Linked DNA regions of Mus musculus: all the other regions are linked to region 3. The links are chromatin loops, found by intact Hi-C in ENCODE. Cell type or tissue: heart. All regions are shown on one strand. Region 1 holds the start of Prss32 (protease, serine 32). Region 2 has its middle 2.8 kb from the start of Flywch1. Region 3 has its middle 5.9 kb from the start of Sbpl. Region 4 overlaps Prss21 (protease, serine 21).

Region 1 (5,000 bases), 110 kb before region 3:
GACAATAGTGATGAGACCCTAAGGATGTGACTAGAAATGTGAGCTGTAACTTCTAGCTAAAGCACTTCAGCAGAAGAGATGAATGGTAAAGCAGACCTAGCTAATGAAGAAAGGCTTAAGAGGAGCAGAGGTGAGGACTGTGGGGCTGAGATATTGGAGCAAAAGGAGAGTATGGAACATTAGCTCTGCATTTGCAGCATTTTCAAGTCTGGAGTCAGGGCTGGAGTCTCTTCCTATTGTTATAGTAATATGTAATAAATGCTTTCCACAATAAAACCTGGGCAGATGATGGCTCAGGCAATACAGTGATGGCTAATCTTGGTTGTCAACTTGATGAAATTTAGAGTCAATAAGTCCAAACAGTTGGGCACACTTGTGGGGGATTTGAGGTGGGACGGAATAACCTGGAAATCTGGACCATACCTTCTGGTGGCAGCCTACTTAAGAAAGCTCTTGCTTTTGCCTGCTTGTCCTCTGTGGCAAGTTCATCTATCCCGATGCTGTTGTGTTCCTTTGCTGATATTAATACCTGCTTCTTCAGGACGCTAACAGACTAAAGACCAGTTGAGACATCCATCTTCATGGACCGAATAACTGCTGGATTCTTGGTCTTCCTTTTGAGAGACTATAATTATTGGACTAGTCAGGCCACAGCTTGTAAGCCACTTTAATAATCTTCTTTTAACACACATGAGTGCACTCTCACCACACATACACACACCAGTTCTGCTTCTTCAGAGAACCCTGATTAATACAGCTCTCCAGAACCCATGTAAGAAGCTGGTACAATGGCCTATGTCTGTAATCCCAGGGCTAGAGGCATAGACATGAGCATCCCTGGGTCTTACTGATCCGGTAGTTTAGCTAAGTCAGTGAGCTCTTTTCTCAGAAAAGAAGGTGGAGAGCAATTGAGGGAGACACCCAGTGCCAACCTCTAGTCTCCACACATATGTGTACTCACATGTGTTCTCATCCATACATATAAATGCACAACACACTCAAATATATACACATGCGTTCACACACACATTTTTTTCCATGACAGTGTTAGTTGGGTGACAGAGATGGCTCAGTGGCTAAGAGAACTTGCTATTCTTGTGGAGGACCAGAGTTTGGTTCTCAATATCCACATTATAACTTAAAACCATCTGTACCTCTAGTTCCAGAGGATCTGGCACCCTCTTCTGGCAGCCAGAGGTATCAGGCACACAAACAGTGCTCATACATACCTGCAAGCAAAACACTCATGCACAAAAAAACCAATAAATTTAAAAAAAATTGTTAAACTAAAATAAAGGGTTTGAAAAATCCGAACAGCAAGCCAGGCTCTAGGACCCCCCATCCTGTTACAAAGCAGAGTGTGTTGAAGGCCTGTACAGGCCAGCTGTCTGTGTCAGGGAGGTATCCTAGGTTGTGAGGTCTAACGAGGGAGAAGCATGTGTTGGTTATTCCCAGAGCAACGCTTGTTGAAATAAGGAACAAGGTGGACATGCCTGGGAAGGAGGGGTCTACAGCTCCCTGCCATCCTGTTAAACCCTCCAGAGGCCCAGGGATATTTACCAGTACTGCACCCAGCAGGGAACCAGGTACCTGAAACACAGAAACGCTTGTGGATAGGTGTGAGACCTAAGGACCAGAGATTAACAGGATAGGCATTGGCTCTGGTCTTGGAGGAATTCTCCAACACAACTGCTTTTTCCTAATCCCCACTTTCCCTGCTGCCTCGTCCCTTCCCCCCTCCTCGTTCCCTTTCTTCCCTCCCCTTTCCTAGGGAGTATTGTATGACTTTTCCTGGGAAAGAAAATAACAGATCGGCCTATTCATCCAGACGGGACACCAATAACAGACACAGAGGTTCAGCCCACGTGTAGCCCAGTGAACGAGTGGGTTGATATGGGGGCTACTGATTAGAACATGGGTCACTCAAGGCAGCTGCATCACCGGAAGTACACACTAGATGAGAATGATTCAAAGTACAGGCAGCTCTGCCAGCAATGCACTCTGTCCTCTCAGAGTTCACTAACTGCTTTTATAACCCAAGGGAGGGCCTTTAGGAATCTTATCTGCAGTTCTTTGAGCACTTCCCTCGTGTGTGTGTGTGTGTGTGTGTGTGTGTGTGCGCATGCGCGCGTTGTCTACTTTATTTATTTATCACCCTTGCTTCCTTCTTTCCTTCCTTCCTTTCTTTTTTTTTTTTTTTTAAAGATTTATTTATTTATTATATGTAAGTACACTGTAGCTGTCTTCAGACACTCCAGAAGAGGGAGTCAGATCTCGTTACAGATGGTTGTGAGCCACCATGTGGTTGCTGGGATTTGAACTCCGGACCTTCGGAAGAGCAGTCGGGTGCTCTTACCCACTGAGCCATCTCACCAGCCCCTTTCCTTCCTTTCTTAAAGATTTATTTATTTCTGTTTTATATGTTTGAGAGTTTTTCCTGCATGGATCTAAGTGCATCACACGCATGCAGTACCCACAGAGGCCAGAAGAGGGCATCAGATCCCCAGAACTAAGGTTACAGATGATTGTGAGCAGCCATGTTTTCGGAATCCAAGCCTGTTCCTTAACAATAGCACTAAGTGCTCTTAAGCAGAGCGTCTCTCCGGCTCTCTACCCCCGTTTGTTTATTTTGAGACAGACTCTTTGGAGCCTGGGGCTTGCTGATGAGACTTGACTGGCCAGCAACCTCCAGTAATCTGTCTTTGCTTCCCTAGCAGACTACAAGAGCATGCCATCAGGCCTAGCTAGCCAGTACAGAAAGCATTTAACTGGGGGCTAGCTTATAGTTTCAGAGGATTAGCCCATGATCATCATGATGGAAGATAGGCAGGCATGGTTCTAGACAGTAGCTGAGAGCTTTATATCCTGATGCACAGGCAGCAGGCTGAGAGACATTGGCCTGGTGTGGACTATTGAAACCTCAACGTCTGCAGAGACTAAAGGAAAGGCCATCCAGAGACTGTCCTATCTGGGGATTCATCCCATACACAGTTACCAAACATAGACACTATTGTGGATGCCAAGAAGTACATGTTGAAAAGAGCCTGATATGATTGTCAGATATACCCTGCCAGAGCCTTACAAATACAGAAGTGGATGCTCACAGCCAACCATTGAACTGAGCGCAGGGTCCCCAATAGAGGAGTTAGAGAAAGGACTGAAGGAGTTGAAGGGATTTGCAACCCCACAGGAAGAACAACAATATCAACCAACCAGTCCCCCAGAACTCCCAGGGACTAGGACATCAACAAAGGAGTACACATGGCTCCAGCTGCATATGTTGCAGAGGATGGCTTTGTCATGAGTCAATGGGAGGGGAGGTCCTTGGTCCTATGAAAGCTTGATAGATGCCCCAGTGTAGGGGAATCAAGGGCTTGGAGGTGGGAGTGGGTGGGTGGGTGGAGGAACACTCTCATAGAAGCAGGGGAAGGGAGAATGGGATAGGGAGTTTTGGGTAGGGGGAACCGGGAAAGGGGATAACATTTGAAATATAAATAAAGAAAATATCCTGCTGGGCGTGGTGGCGCACACCTTTAATCTCAGCACTCGAGGCCAGCCTGGTCTACAAAGCGAGTTCCAGGACAGCCAGGGCTACACAGAGAAACCCTGTCTCGAAAAATCTAAATAAATAAATAAATAAATAAATGAATAAATAAATAAATAAATAAATAAATAAATAGAAAAAATAAAGAAAATATACAATTAAAAAAAAAAGCAACTTCAGCACCCACCCCATGGGATGTGGCACACCTCTTCTAACAAGGCCACACCTCCTAGTTCTTCTCAAATAGTTCTACCAACTGGAGACCAAGCATTCAAATATATGAGCCTAAGGGAGGTGAGGGGGGCATTCTCATTCAAACCACCATAAACTCAAACTCAGTATTGTAGCCTAGCTCTGAACTTTCGACTCAATTGTCTCTACCTCCTGAGCCCTGGAACTGCAGGTGTGTGCTACACCAGCTCATCTGGTTTATGCAGGTACTGGGGATCAAGCGCGGAGCTTTGTGCATGCAGGCAGGTACTCTAGCAACTGACCTATAGCCTAAGCCCTTGTTTTCTTTATTTTAAATTATAAATATATTGGTGAACACATTGCACACAGGATGGAGATGGATGTGGAGACTTTAATATTGGATAAGATGGGGTCTGGGACTGAAGCATAAAGCGACACTGCAGCTGGCGAAGTAATTACTGTGTACAGTTTCCATTTCAGTGGGGGCATCTGGGTGTTTGAAGGCCAGTGAGCCTTTCTGGGAACAATCCTTTTTGAAAGGAGTTGCCTAGAGACTGAGTGAAGGGCAGCCAACAGAAGAGAAGTTTCTAGAGAAGACAAATACCACAGGAGTCTGAAAGGATGTCCACATGCCTCATCCTCCAGCCCAATGCTGGCATGCCCTTCTGCCTAGAGCTAGGCCCATGGCTGCCCTCTGGTGGACAGCGATGGACACGAAGGCTCCCGAGGGTGCCAGGCATACTATACAATGATTCTGCATCAATGAAAGTTGAGGGCCGTGGATGCTGCGGTTCCTGGATCAGGAAGGGGAGGACCAGAGGACCCCAGAGCATGAAGCATGTAGGGAAGTCAGGGTCTCTGTGCCCAGGGACAGTGGACATGTGAGGCCTCTCCCAAGGCTGCAGGGCAGGTGTGGAGGCTGAGCCCCACCCCAGGGCAAGTCCTGAAACCACACCAGAGCTGCAGTCCCTCTTCCTCTTCCTGGAGTATTTGGCCCCAGCAGGTGTACCATGGAGCTGGCTCTGCCTGCCATCCTATTTACCTTCTTTCCTGGAGTTCTTCTGGGGAGTGAGGTCCTCCCAACCGACTCTGACAGCCCGTCTACCACGACAGGCAGGAGGAGCATTGACTTGGACTCAGGTGAGGTGGTGTATGGGGAACGGGAGCTTCGGGAAGATACGTAGAATGCAGGTTTTGTTGTTTGGGTGGCTTTTTTGTTTGTTTTGTTTTTAGTTTTATTCTGTTTCTTTTAGTTTTGATTCCT
Region 2 (5,000 bases), 190 kb before region 3:
ATTCTTACGAAGTTGTAGCTTTGGCTTAAGTGCGTCTTTAGGCCTGTGACCTTCAGAACTTTCTTTTTTACATTTTAAGTATTTTATTTCTTTATTTTTTATTTTTATTTTTATTTTAAGACAGGGTTTCTCTCCGTAGCCCTGGCTGTCTTGGAATGCTCTCTATAGACCAGGCTGGCCTCAAACTCAGAGATCAGCCTGCCTCTGCCACCCTAGCACGGTGAGTACTGGGATCAAAGGCATGCGCCACTGCCACCCAGTTTTCTTCCTTCCTTCCTTTCTTTTTTATTTTTTAAAAAACATAACTCTGACATATTTTAAGTGTATTTTTAAAATGTATTTGGATGTTCTGTCTGCATGTGTATCTGTACACCATGTGCATTTCTGGTGCCTGTGGAGGCCAAAAGAGGGCATAGGATCTCCTGGAGTTGCCCAGAGTTATGAACCACCATGTGGGTGCTGGATATCAAGGCTGGGTCCTTTGGAAGCAGCCCAATGGTCTTCATAACTGAGCCAGTTCCAAAGAACATTCTTTTTTTTTTTTAAGATTTATTTATTTATTATATGTAAGTACACTGTAGCTGTCTTCAGACACTCCAGAAGAGGGCATCAGATTTCGTTACGGATAGTTGTGAGCCACCATGTGGTTGCTGGGATTTGAACTCTGGACCTTCGGAAGAGCAGTCGGCACTCTTAACCACTGAGCCATCTCGCCAGCCCTCCAAAGAACATTCTTATGCAGCACGTTGAAACCCTTAGATACCCCCCTCTCCCAATCCAGGACTATCTGAGATTTGAAATAGTGACAATAACAGATCGCATATTTAAATAAGAATCCAGGAGCTGAATGTGTGTGGCACAAATGAAACAGAAGCAAGAGAATCAGGAATTCAAGTCTTTCATCAGCTACATAGTGAATGTAAGGCAAGCCTGAGCTACATGAGACCCTGGGTTTTAAAAACAACAATATAGGTGAATAAGTAAGTAGAAGAGAAAGATAAGGGTTTTGGTTTTGGTTTTGGTTTCAGAAATCTAAAAGTTAAAAAACTTTTAACTTTTAGAGAGAAAATGGGAAGCCCTGTGTGGCGGGGCAAGCCTGTAAACTCAGAATTGCGGAGACAGAGGCAGGAGAATGAGGCCATCCTGGGCTACACAGCGAGTCCTGGAAGCTGATTCTTCATAGACTGTCTCCAAAAACAAACCGTTTTGAAAAGAAACACTGTTAGGTAGTGGCTCTCAACCTTCCTAAAGCCGTGACCCCTTAATACAGTTCCTCATACCGTGGTGACCCCCAACCATACGATTATTTTTGTTGCTACTTCCTAACTGTAATATTGCTAGTTATGAACCATAATGTAAATATTTTTGGAGATAGAGGTTTGTCAGGGAGGTTGTGACCCACAGGTTGAGAACCACTGCCTTAGCGATTCTCAGCACTTAAACAGCTCTTTACAGAGGACAAAATTCAGTTAGGAAATCTGACACCCTCTTTGGCCTCCTCTAAAATCAGGCATGTACATATTATAGACACATGCATGCAGGCAGATGCTCATACGCGTGAGATATCCTGTCTCAAATAGCTAACAAATAAGTAAATAAATAGACAGGCAGACAGATCTTTGAAAACAAACAAAATTGAGTGTGGTGGCCACATCTGCAATCCCATCCCTTGAGGATTTTGAGACAACCTCAAACACAGAATAATGCCAGTTTGGCCTGGTATGATGGTCCACATTTGGACTCCTAGCTACTTGGGAGGTAAGGGAAGAGTAATCAGGAGTTTGAGGACACAAGGAGCCCTGTTTTGAAAGCCGAAGTTTAAGAACAGGGATGGTGATGGCTCACCTGTAATCCCACTAATTGGGAGGCAGAAGCAGGAGGATTTCTCCCCCAGGGAGGACGCTTGCTCTGCCTTGAACCTCTTTCTTGCTTTTAACATAGCTGAAACCGTCCTGGGATTAGCAGGCTTCCACGGTTGCCTTGCTGTCCCTTCACCTCAGAGTTAATGCAGCACCCCGCACCCACAGGTCTACTGTTATCCACACATCTATTCTGTACATGAGCGGAACTATAAGCCCTCTGCAATATGATAATCTCAAATCTGGGCTCTCAGCTCTCCTTCCCATGCACTGTTTGCTCCTTATGGTCTTTACACTGAGAAATTCAGTAGCCCAAATAGACAGAGATTCCTTCCCTGGTAGTGTTAGTTTATGTAGTGTGGGAATGGGGCAGGAAGTGGGGGCAATAAATCTAATACACTATACGTGCAAGAAGCCACGTACCTTTAAGGAGCGAGCCCTTGCTCTGCCACTGCAGAACTGAGAGTGGTAATCCAGGACCGCACTCCAGGAGGCGCTCACAACCCGTGCTCTTTAGAGATGCTGGACCGGCGCGAGAGCGCGCCCCCATCTATGTAGTCACCAAAACAAGTGTGAGACAGAGTCCCTGAGTGAAGATTTAGGAGAACTGGATAGAGCGGGCCACTCTAGCCCATAGGCTAGATACATAGGCTGGAGTTTGCACACAAAGGTTAGGGTAGCCTTGTTCCTGTTGGGCTCCTCTTCTCCCTGGCTTCTCTCTAGTCATTCTCTCAACTCTGCCCTCAGGCTTGTGTGTGTGTGTGTGTGTGTGTGTGTGTGTGTGTGTGTGTGTCCCTGTGGGCGTGTCCCGTGTGTGGAGGCCAGAAGTCAAAATTGGGTGCTTTCCTCAATTGCGTTCCCTCTTATTTTTTGCACCTCGGTCTCTTACTGTCTGAAGCTTGTTGATTTGGCTAGACCGACTGCCAACATGCTGCAGAGATCTTCCTACCTATAGAGCCCTGGGGTTATAGGACCGAACCACAGCATCATGTTTTGTTTTGTTTCCTTTTTTGTTTTTTTAAGTTTTATTTTTATTCCGGGCGTGGTGGCGCACGCCTTTAATCCCAGCACTCGGGAGGCAGAGGCAGGCGGATTTCTGAGTTCGAGGCCAGCCTGGTCTACAAAGTGAGTTCCAGGACAGCCAGGGCTATACAGAGAAACCCTGTCTCAAAAAACCAAAAAAAAAAAAAAAAAGATTTATTTTTGTTTTTATATGAGTACACTGTAGCTGTCTTCAGACACACACCATTAGAGTGCATCAGACTCCATTACAGATGGTTGTGAGTCACCATGTGGTTGCAGGGAATTGAACTTAGGACCTCTAGAAGAGCAGTCTCTCCAGCCCTAAAATTTCTATTTTTTTTAAATTGGTAATTTTTTTTAATTTACATTTCAACTGTTATCCCCTTTCCCTGCCCCCAAACCCCTATCCCACACCCTCTCCCCCTGATTCTATGAGGGTGTTCCCCCACCCACTCACTCACCCACTTCCACCTCCCTGCCCTCGATTTCCTCTACACTGGGGCATCGAGCCTTCAGAACCAACGGCCTCTCCTCCCATTGATGCCCGACAAGGCCGTCCTCTGCTACATATGTAGCTGGGGCCATAGGTCCCTCCATGTGTGCTCCTTGGTGGTTTAGTCCTTGGGAGCTGGGGGGGGGGTGTCTGGTTGTTGTTCTTCCTATGGAGTTACAAACCCCTTCAGCTCCTTCAGTCCTTTATCTACCTCCTCCAATGGGGACTGCTAGAAATCAGTCCTCACAATTGAGCAGCAGAAACATTTGCCGACTGAGCAAGCTCCCTAACCTCAGGTCCTGTCCCATCACCTCAGTCTCCTAAATGCTGGGATAAAGGAATAACTACCACACCCTGCCCAGATCCACTGACCATCTGACAAAACCAGACAACCAAAAGCACACGGCAAAAGAGAAACCAAAGTGGACTCTATTTAAAAAGCAGAATTAGGACAAAAGAGCTAGCTTCCAGGATTGGAGCAGAACAGCAATATTACAAACAATAAGCCCTCATGGGGGTGGAGTAACCAGCCACTCCTGGTTAAGAGCACTGCTGCTCTTCCAAAGGACCCAGGTTCAATTCCCAGCAACCACATGTGGCTCATAATCTCCTGTGACTGTGCTTTCCGGGAACCTGAACACCCTCTCACCTCCAAAGGTGCTGCACGCACATACTATACAGACAGACAGACAGGCAAGATTAATAGAGGATATTTAAAATAAAAAACAACCCCACAGCCCTTGTAAAAGCAATACAGCAGAATGGCAGGAGAGAAGAGTTTCTGAGGCAGGCAGTTCTGAAGACATGTTTGGATCACAGGGCCTCTATAGCCTTCATTGAAAAAGATGATGTCTCTCATACCCAGAGTGGTTTTCAAAGAGTAAGGACTGTAAGTGAAAGAGCTGGAGGCCAAAGCCTTGGCCTTTGAATCTCTGAGAGTTCCCAACTTGGGGATTGGAAGGCATCTCTGCTTCCCTTTCTCTCCAGGCCGTGTGTGTGTGTGTGTGTGTGTGTGTGTGTGAGATCTCTTGGGTTACCTTGCACTCTTGTGAGGAGTCTGTGTAGATCCTTGACAAGTCAGGTGCAGCTCGTCCTTCCTCGGTCGGGAGGAGGCGGGGGCGCTGTGCCTGGGAGCCGCCAACACGAGGGCCTTCTAGAGGGCAGCCTTAAGTCAGGAAGGGCAGTAGCGCATGGTAACCGTGGTGCATTAGGATGGAGGGAATCTGAGGCCCCTTGTACAGGGAAGAGTCAGACAGGAGATTGGGTTGTCCTGGGTCCAGAGGAGGAGTTCTTGGTGCCCCATTTCAGGCTTCCAGCAGCACAAAGACTAGGGAACCACTTGGAGTTATGCCAAGAGTCCATTTTCTAGGCCAAGGGAGCCCAACCATGAGGCTAGGAGTTGGAGGCCTCAAGAGAGACTGCACCAGGTCTAATGGCTCAGGCCAGGCAAGTTTGGGATAGGACGGGAAGTCAGAAAGTTCTGTTTTACACCTACCTCAGCCAAGCAGTGGTGGTCCTTGAACTTGGAAGGCAGAGGCAGGCAGATCTGAGTTCGAGGCCTACATGGTCTACAGAGGGATTTCTCAATCCTATCTGGAAAAAAACAAAAACAAAAACAACAACAA
Region 3 (5,000 bases):
GGTGTTCTCATAACCCAGAAAGACAGGGGTATCCTGGACTTCCCTGCTCTTCAGATCTGATTACCCTGCATCCCTGAACAAAGGGAGTCAGAAGGGAGAGCAGTAGGAGAGTGCTCGCAGTAGGTGAGTGCTCACAGTAGGTGAGTGCTCACAGTAGGTGAGTGCTCACAGTCGCTCCTTCATCTCCAGTGATCCTCTTGCCTGGATCAGGACTTGGGAGATTATACACCAAGTGTGGGAATTCACTCTGGGCTCTGCAGATGAGACCAGCAAGGAGAGCCAAGGTCAGCAACAGCAGCATGGCTCCCGAGGGTTCAGGACCCAGAGGGAGGTGCCAAGACTTCATGAAGCTCTGAGGAAGACATGGGGTGTCAGAGGTCTCCAGGCCTCAGACTGAGACAAGAGAACACCGGGGAACCCTGTTTCCCATCGTCTCAAAGGCTTCATGAGAGCCCAGGGATGGCTTCATCCCATGCCCACACTGTGACCCCAGTGTCACTGTGCTAACACTCTGACTAAGCTCTGAGAAAGCCAACCATATTGTCACAGTACACCTGGAGAAACCCCACATTTCAAAGCCCTCCATCCATCCGGCACAGTTCAGTCTCTAGCTGGCTCCACCCATTCCCCCTTTCTTCCTCTGGCGTCTCCTGCTGCACCAGGCCAGGTCTCACTCAGCTCCTGCCTTACCTGGGCTGAGCCCCATGACTTGTCCCTTTACAACCTGGTGACACCCAGCCATGCATCATGTGGGACTTTGGTTCAACCTTGGGAAGAATGTGAGGTGTATCCAGGACATTGAGGACATTGCACTTCTGTCCCACCCACAGTCCCTGAATAAAGGAGCCTCTTATTTGTGCCATCTGTTAAAGTGATCTGTTGTTGAGAATCCCAGTAGATAGCTGCCTTTGGAGACTATCCCCGAAGGACACAGCCCCCTATGTCCTCTGCTGGGCTGCAGTCTGCTGCACCCCATCCCCCACTTCCCAGAACCAGTCCTTCCATCTCCCACTGATTGGCCAGGGTTCCCAGCACAGCCTTAGTCCTCCAGGGAGCTCTGAGACTGGCCTTGCCATGATACCTATTTACAGCTGAGACACCAAGTGCTTTAGGCCCTGATAGCAGTCACAGTGGCTCAGTTTGGTCAGCCTTGAGACTCTTCATGGGATAGTGTGATGCATAGGAGCTCCATGGAAATGCAGTCTGGGAGCCCAGGAAAGGAAGCCAAGAAAAAGCACAGAGGGCTGACTTGGGCTGGGTCAGGAAGCCTCACCTTCAGGTTTACTGCTGCTGTAAGCCCTTCCTTCTGTTTGTCTAAGGCAGCTTCCTGGGAAGAGGAGGAAGGGTCGGGGCTGCAGAAAGCTTGTCTAGGGATTTATGTAGATCAAGCAGGGAGACAGCATTATTTGTCCATCTTGGAGCTGAGAACAAAGGATAGACTTTTATTTCACTGAACACATGAGCAAGCTCAGAGGGAAGATGTGGCTCAGGTCCTCCATGGAGACCTGGAAACCAGGCTGAACAAACATCTTCTTCCAACATGGCCTTTCCCTTCCAAATAACGGGGTCAGAACCCAGCAGTCACCTGGTCTCCACTGGCTAGATGGGCCACTTTCCCATCAAAGGGCTCTGCTGTGTTTCCAAGGACTGCTCTCCAAGAAAGGGCTGCGGACAATGGTCCTGAAGGTTCCCAAGAACTGCAGATTAGCTAAGAACACTTTCTGCCCTGCTCTAAAGAAGGTCCAGCTCCTGGAAGGGAGGAGCCTGTGAGAGATCAGTGATCCCTAGGTGGCTTCTTGTCAGGGAGGAAATCTGAACTTGAACTTGTCCAGGGAACTAGGTATTACCCAGAGCATGGGCCTTTGTTCTGGGAGCTAGTTGGTGCCATGATGCTGTGGAGTGTTACTGCCCTCTAGTGGAGAAAGGCAGAGATGCGGGTACACACTAGGCAGTGCTGGCCCTGACTTCCTTCTTTGAACTTCATTAAGGACTAGAATTCTTGGCCTGGAGGACCAAGCTAGAGCAGAGGCAGGGACAGAGCCATGGCAAGATTGAGTTTAGTTAAAATATGGCTCTGAGGAGTATAGCTGGGGTTCCTCACCCTGCCCAACTCCTCTCCCATTCTGCTCACTGGATTCCCAGATGATCTAGTGGGTGTCAGAGCAGGGTCTGTTTGCTAGGGCTCCAAACCTAGGAGCCAAGAGTCTGTACTCCCTATAGACTCTATAACCCTGGCCCCAAATCGCTCTGGGGTCATCCAAATCCATTTATATATTGTGGGAGTTTAGCAAATATGAGTTTATTATTATAGCAAACATAACAGTAAATTCATTATTTAAGAAAAATTACTATTTAACCTATTTTATTTTATATATGATTAATTTTAAAATAATTTTTCATGTTTTATTCTTATGTGTAGGAATGTTTTACATACATTTTGTGCTCTCATCCCTGTGCTCTCAGATGTCAGAACAGGGCATCTGATCCCACTGAAACTGGAGTTACAAATGGTTGGGTGCTGAGAACTCAACCCAGTCTTCTGCAAGAGCAATAAACGCTCTCGGTCACTGAGCCATAGCTCCAGACCCCCTTTAATTCATTTTATTTGCTTATTCTCTTTTGAAATAGTGTCACTATGTAGCCCAGGGTAGCATGAAACTCATGGCAATCCTTCTGCCTCAGGTTCCCAAGTACTGGGATCATAGGAGTGAAATGTCATGCCCGGATCATTTAAACCATGTTAAAGTGTACATTCAGTCCTGTGTAGCCATTGTTTTCAATAGATTCTGGAACTTTTTGTTATCCCACATGGAACACAATAAACAGCCTCAGTATTTCATCTCCGTTCTTTTAATGAGGTATTTTTTAATTTTATGTGTGTTTGCTCTCTTATCTGGCTGACCTTTACACAGGGATATCTTCCGCCTCATTGCATGCACACAGCCATTTGTGCAGTTTGCTTTATAGCTTTGTCTAGCTTTCTGGGGCTTAGTCTCCCTTCCTTCTTTTGACTTCGTTACTCAGTTGTATTTTCCCGTTCAGGCTTAAGCAACTTTATTGTGGTTATGGCTCACCAGCAGTAAAAAGTGTGTATGAGTCAGGTGTAGCGAGTACAGATGTTTTCCCAGCATTCAGTGGGTCAAAGGGGGAGGAGCTGAGTTCAAGACTAGCCTGGGCTACAGAGTGAAACCCTGTCAAAAAGAAACAAAACAATAAACAACAAACGCAGCTATGATGACTGCAGTCAGAAGACTTTTAGTAAATGTCCACACTCCCATATCTTCTGCTGCCATTAAAAGTGGAAAAGTTACCTCCAAAAGTCTCCCTGACATTCAGTGTGCCCCCATCAGAGTTCCAGGCAGCCAACAATCTGTTTTCTGCCACCTCTTGTATTCAGAGTCCTTCATCTGATACTGTGTGTCTGAGAATCTTCTGTTTTGTAGTTCTCTTGTGTCCTAACTAACTCTCCTGCTGCTGTGACAAAATACTCCACAGAAGCAACCTGAGGAGGAAATGGCTTACTTTAATTCACAAACTAAGGTTCTGGGGAGGTCAAGGTTTAAAGCTGCTAGTCATATTCCATCCATAACAAGGTTGCAGAGAGCTATGAGTATAAGCCGCTTCTCAGTGCCCTGCCTCTATTTTATACAGTCTGGAAACCCCCTGCACAGAGAATGGCACTGCCCACAGTGGGCAAGATTTCCAGTATCAGTTAGCATGATGAAGATCATCTCTGGAGCTTGTCTCCAATCTCCCTGTGATTTTAGATCTCAACAAGTTGTTGATTGAGATTAACTGTCATAGGTAATCTTTTGTCTTTTTTTTTCTTAATTTATCACCCATTTTTAAAAATTCATTTATTAGGTGGTGACCATGTGCACTATTTGTTGGGGACTGGTAAGTCTTGGAGGGAGAGAGGTTTTTACTCTTCTTGAAGTGGAATTAATGCTTCCTACTGAAAGTGAAAATGTTTAAAACCAGCTGGGTATGATGACACACACCTGTAATCCCAGCGCTCTGGAGCTAGAGGCTATAGGTCAACCTCAGCTACATGACAATTTCAAGGCCAGCCTGACCACATAAGACCTAGACTCAACTCCCACCCTAGCCACAAAACAAAGGGGGGAAAGAAACTGCCAACCAGCTCTCAAAGCAGCAGGGCTTCTGGCGCTTCACACAGAATGGAAGCTCTTCGCAGCCACTCGCCATCCTGGCTAAAGTTGGTGTCATTAGTGTTTCTCACTGTGTCTTCATTAGTCCCTTTCCCATAGTTGTGATCTGAGAGTAGGACCAGCAAGGCGACTCAGCAGATAAAGGTGTTTGCTACCAAGCCTGAACGATCCCTGGGACCACATGGAAAGAGAACGCTAACTCTCACTCTGCCTTACAGTCGTGGGTATGACCCAGACACACTAACTCTCAGAGATGTTCATAGACATACATTAATCCAACAGCCTCTTCTTGCTTCCGCACCCACCTACAACCTCCCCCCCACCCACCACATGCTCATACACATAATTTAAAATAAAAAAGTACTTTTAAGTAAATCTTTAAGATCACATGAGAGGTGGAGTAGCAATTGGGATATAAAGTAAATAAATTAATTATTTAATGGAAAAAAAATCATATGAGAGGCCAGGTGGTGGTAGACTTAGGAGGCAGATGCAGGTGGATCTCTCAATGCACAAAACAAAGAAACAAACAAGCAACCAAGCAAGCAAGCTCATGAGAGAACGTCTTCAGGGACGGCTTTGTCGGCTCACAGTCTGGGAGCTCACAGTTCTCGGTTGCTTAATCCCGCAGGCTTGAGCCGAGCATCACAGCAGTGACTGTGACGTTTTTAATTGTCAACTTGACACAATCTAGAATCACCTGAGAGACACACCCCTTCAAACATTAACTGAGGCAAGAAGTCAAAAAGCCTTCTCTCCCTTGGGTTGTTCTGGACAGTGTCAGTCAGCACAGAGAGAAGTAGAAGGCAGACGGTGGCCAACGTCCTC
Region 4 (5,000 bases), 87 kb before region 3:
TTAGGGCCCTTGGCTCAGGCCTAAGGACATCCCAGAAGGAAAGGGCACCATAGAGCTGATTTCTCTGGTCCCTGGATGTCTCGGCAGGACTTGGCTTGCTGCATCCACTCCAGCTCCTTCCCCTGTACATAACTTGGTTGCCAGCCCAGCAGTGACTTCATGTACATTCTATACACAGCCTCAGTGAATGGTATTGACAATGCCTCCATCCACTGAATCCTGTGATACTGTTGATTGCCTGTGATGTTAGCATGGGGCTGCAGCTGGGAGCTATTGACAGTGATGTCTCAGGCACATTAGGTGCCCCAGGACACCCCTGTTCCCACACCCTATGCCATTCCTCCCAGGAGAGGAGGATCCAGGGGTCTGTCTCTCTGTCTTCCATCCCCCACACAGGTCTGCCATCTCCCAACACTCTCCAGGAAGTGCAGGTAGCTATTATCAACAACAGCATGTGTAACCATATGTACAAAAAGCCAGACTTCCGCACGAACATCTGGGGAGACATGGTTTGCGCTGGCACTCCTGAAGGTGGCAAGGATGCCTGCTTTGTAAGTGTCACCTCATACCACCATGCTCTTCTGGGCCCAGTACCCTAGCTCCAACTTCCACCCAACGGAGTTTTCATATAGGGCCTCATTTCATCTCAGGATTTAGACAATGGCCCCACTTTGCAGATGAAGAAATTGAGGGCCTACTGCTGTCAGGGCTAGGAGTAGTATCCTCACCCAGTCTGTCAGCCCCATAGCACCTCCTTCTCCCCTAGCCCCTCTGCTGGTCCTACTTGTCATCTCCCAGGCTTACCTATGTTGCTTCTCAGGGTGACTCGGGAGGACCCTTGGCCTGCGACCAGGATACGGTGTGGTATCAGGTTGGAGTTGTGAGCTGGGGAATAGGCTGTGGTCGCCCCAATCGCCCTGGAGTCTATACCAACATCAGTCATCACTACAACTGGATCCAGTCAACCATGATCCGCAATGGGCTGCTCAGGCCTGACCCAGTCCCCCTGCTACTGTTTCTCACTCTGGCCTGGGCTTCCTCTTTGCTGAGGCCTGCCTGAGCCCACACGTGTACGTCACACCTGTGAGGTCAGGGTGTGTCTCTTTTGTATCTTGCTTGCTAATAAACCTGTTAATATTTTCCTATCTTTCCTTGAACTCTGATGGCCTCCTGTTGAGGCCCCTCCATTTCTCTCAATCCAAGACCTCTATCTAACAGTAACCTCTACAATCCTGACCCACCTACATTAGCCACGTTTTGGTTGCAAACAGTAGCATCCTCTCTGTTTAGTGCAATTACAAAAATCACTATTTGTGGTTGGGTGTGGTGGCACCTGCAACTCCAGAACATGGGAGACGGAGACAGGAGGATCGTGCATCTTCTGCAAGCACCAGTACCCAGGAGAGTGAGGGGTTGTGGTCCCTGCTCCTAACAGCACAGGCTGAGTTCTCTTAGTACATCAAATGGGCGCTCACAGCTACATGGTGGCTCACAACCATCTGTAATGGGATCTGATGCCCTCTTCTGTCATGCAGGCAAACATACAAATAGAACACTCATACATAATAAAATACATAATACATAAATAATTTTTTTAGATGGTGGCAGGGGCTGGGGAAATTGCTCAGTGAGTCTTTCCTGTTTTCTTTTTGAGACATGCTCTGAGGTTCTCTGGCCACCTCTCCTTCCTGGTCCTGGAATCACAGCACCCACAAACCTCATCTTTTGTTGATGAGGGACCAGTACATAGTGTGCCTGGCACTGCACCAACACAGGACGAACGCTCAGACTCCTCGGGACCCGGCCATGCCTCACAGCACCGATCAATCCCCATAGGGGCAAAGCCAAGGAGGTTCACCTTCTGTTCTGTATCGAAGTGTCTAAGATCAGAAGGAGATGGAAGGCAACAAGAGGGACATGAACTGAAGTCCCTAGGAAATTCTAGGAGGTTCCCTGACTAGGCAACCTCACTCTGACCCATCAACCATCCATGTGTAAGCCAGGGCCTGAGGTCATGGGAAAAGCCAAATTCCCTGCTGGGTGACCACATAGATTAGCCTCCTGCATGTCCATCGCTGACCACCAGGGGACAGCCATGGCCTTGCATATTTACATCTAATAGTTAATTTCTGGAAAAGTTGGTGAGGCCACAGGGGCTAAGTGGAAAAGAGGCAGATGGTGGCTCAAGGGAACATGTCAAAAACAAAAGGAAGATCACAGCTACCAAGTGATCCTTATGTGTACGGTCAGGAGCCAATGGCATGCTGCTGAGAGACTGGAAAGGGCAGCCTTCTAAGTAGAGAAGTTTACGGGAAGCAGAGAGCTGGGAGCCTAGGGGTGGGGTGGGGAGGGCAGGCCCCCACAATGGAGAAGATGGTGATCTGGACGGGGCAGATGTCTGAGGAACCCTCAGTGGATGGGATGTTGGTAGTGAGTCGGGCATGGGGATAGATACATTAACTAGAACAGGGCTTTGGAACTTTCTGCACTTTTGACCTTTTGACTATTTTTCCCTGAATGGGGTGGTGTTTTTGTCTGTTTGTTTTAAAGAGATCTATCTGTAAATTTTAATTATGTGTATGCATGTGTCTCCATGTGGAGCTATGTACGTACATTGGAGGACAATTGCGTGCAGAAGCCGGAAAGAGTGTTGGATCTCCAGGACCTGGAGTTACAGGCAGTTTTAAGGAACTGCCATCTGGTGGAAGTGCTGGGAATTGAACTTCCTTGGCTAGAAAAGCAATTATGCCCTAACCACTGGATTATCTTCCCAGGCCCTCAATGGGAAATGATTATGGGACTCTAGTATATGAGTATGTAAAATAGTTGTACAAATGCACTGATAATAGATAGCAAAGAACCATATTTTAAAACAGTTATTTGGTATATGCAAGTTTTACCATTTAAAACTATTTATTCACGTGTGTTTGTGTGTGTTCTTAGGGAGGTCAGGAGGAGGTCTCAGATCCTCTGCAGCTTGTGAGACACTGATGTGGGTTCTGGGGACAGAACTCTGACCCTCTGGAAGGGCAACAAGAATTCCAGCCCCCTTTCACCATTTAAAAATGATTTATTTGTTTATTATGTATTTTATTGTGCACAAGTGTTCTGTTTGCATATATGCCTGCATGACAGAAGAGGGCATCAGATCCCATTATAGAGTGTCATGAGCCCCCATGGTTGCTGAGATTTGAACTTGGGACCTCTGGAAGAGCAGCCAGTATTCTAAACCACTAAGCCATCTCACCAGCCCCCTTTCACCATTTTTAAAAGAGTGCAAATCTGTGTGCTAATTGAGATACTTATTTCTCTACAATCCAAAGATACAACTCCTGTATACCTAACATGCTGAAGAATGACATGGGAAAATATTTTGTTTCCTGTAATTAAACTATTACTTTTCCATAAGAGCAGAGCACATTGTGTGCACAGCAACAACCATTGCAGTTAAGAGCATACAATAGTCTTGAATCTGAGCCCAGGCACTTCAGGCAGCTTTTCTTGATGTTGTGTGGTACAACATGTGCAGGACTCAAAGCACATTGTGTGTTTAGAATGGAGACTACAGTGAGGTCCCAGGATACGGTGTGGACAAGGGCCGCCAGAGGTCCCAGGATGCAGTGTGGACAAGGGCTGCCAGAGACACTTCACCTTCCTTATGAGTTTCATTATTTAGTCATCACACTCTCAGAAATCTTTTACGTGTGACACCCCCACTCTCACATCCAGTTCCACCTAGCTAGGTGTTTGAATGTGCTAAGCATTGTCCCCCACTGTCCCTTTGTTCCCAGTTGATCTTGGGCGGCTTGGGAGCAGGGAGGTGAGTCTAAGGCCTTGTCCTGAGGATTGGAGACCCAGTTGGGGTGAAAACAGATTAGAAGAAAAATGTCAGAACCTAAAATCATGTTCCCGAGCATCTCCATCTTCCTAGCTGCTGGAGCAGCATCTTCAGAGCTCCTTTTGTCTTATCCTCAGCTGAGCTTCAACACCAAGCACCCAGACTCCCCCTCGCAAGGGTGCAGGTGGGCCTATCCCACCTCTTATAACCTAGCTCTGACCTACATGCGCTCCTCCATTTCATATTTTGAACTGAGGATAGCTTGTAGGAATCAGTTCTTTCCTCCTATCATGTGGGTCCTGGGGATAGAACTCAGGTTGGCAGGCTTGGTGGCAAGCACTATTACCCACTGAGCCATTTCACTGACCCACAAATGGAATTTTAATTATGTTAATGATGATGCAATACATGCGATTGGCACTTTAGTTTTCTAATACAGTGTTTTAAAGAGTTTTCTGGGTCAGAGTGTAACAAAAATGCTTATGACAGAGAGAGGCACCCAGTAGGGATTTTGGCGAAGGTTGCTGGGTTTTTCAGTGATATAGAAATAACTTGCCCTCCCAATCTTCTTAGTGTCTTTTCCTGGCAGCATTGACAGGAGTCTATGTACAAGGATAGCCTCTGTCCCTCACTGTACAGATATGCCATTTGACTTCTGGTCCTTTGCCTTCCCCTCCCATCAGTCTCGTATGGTTCCTGTGGTGCCAGGGATCAGCTGGGGATATGTGGAGGAGCCAGCTTCCTTCTTGGCCCCAGAAATCACACCCTGGCTAGAATTTCCCAAGACCAGAGCTATGAACCGAAGATCTGGCCTCCTAGTAAGGACAGAAGCTTGCTATAGTTGGCTGGCATGGGGTTGTGGATATGGCTCTGAGTGGGTTGCAGATGGAGACCCAGTTATCTAGTGTCTAGAGGAGTCTTTTCTAGCCCTATATCAGGAGAGGGAGGAGACCAGAGCCATGTGTTATAACCATCTCCTACCACACGGACTAAGCAGGCCAAGGCCCACCTCTGTTGAAGGAGAAGGCCCCATTGTTCCATCCCTGGCACAGTGCACCCTGGGTTGTGCCCAGGGCAGTTGATAAATGCCCAGTAAATCCCTCTTTGGGGGAGTCCTGATCCCGAGGGACAAAAGGCCTGTGTTGAGCATTCCTTAGTGTAG

What was found. Peaks named below come from ENCODE experiments on the same cell type or tissue, not always from the same donor. Only the 100,000 strongest peaks of a DNase experiment are listed, where the experiment ranks them.
Region 1: a loop joins it to region 3, with 7 times the contacts of the local background. A loop is called at or near these places in 31 of 42 quality-filtered maps.
Region 2: it touches region 3 in a loop (7-fold over the local background); 27 of 42 quality-filtered maps call a loop at or near these places.
Region 4: a loop joins it to region 3, with 6 times the contacts of the local background. A loop is called at or near these places in 25 of 42 quality-filtered maps.

Annotation. Positions count from the first base shown.
Region 1 is chr17:23,849,051-23,854,050 of GRCm38, forward strand. It overlaps Prss32 (protease, serine 32), which reads left to right and starts at 4,722. Exons shown (of 5, transcript NM_027220.2): 1 at 4,722-4,876. The coding sequence starts at 4,747. In heart, CTCF peaks have their summits at 1,194 (motif pointing left), 2,482 (motif pointing right) and 4,436 (motif pointing left); no DNase peak of the experiment used is centred here.
Region 2 is chr17:23,771,903-23,776,902 of GRCm38, forward strand. It overlaps a transcript of Flywch1 not described here. Among named protein-coding and RNA genes, the nearest start is that of Flywch1, 2.8 kb to the left of the region's middle. In heart, a CTCF peak has its summit at 2,346; a DNase peak (open chromatin) is centred at 2,379; H3K4me3 peaks cover 257 bases.
Region 3 is chr17:23,958,641-23,963,640 of GRCm38, forward strand. No RefSeq gene overlaps it. Among named protein-coding and RNA genes, the nearest start is that of Sbpl, 5.9 kb to the left of the region's middle. In heart, no CTCF peak of the experiment used is centred here; a DNase peak (open chromatin) is centred at 1,931; H3K27ac peaks cover 962 bases.
Region 4 is chr17:23,871,975-23,876,974 of GRCm38, forward strand. Prss21 (protease, serine 21) reads left to right here. Exons shown (of 6, transcript NM_020487.4): 5 at 397-551; 6 at 821-1,139. The coding sequence ends at 1,060. Among named protein-coding and RNA genes, the nearest start is that of Dcpp1, 6.4 kb to the right of the region's middle. In heart, CTCF peaks have their summits at 2,078 (motif pointing right) and 2,719 (motif pointing left); a DNase peak (open chromatin) is centred at 2,067; H3K27me3 peaks cover 433 bases.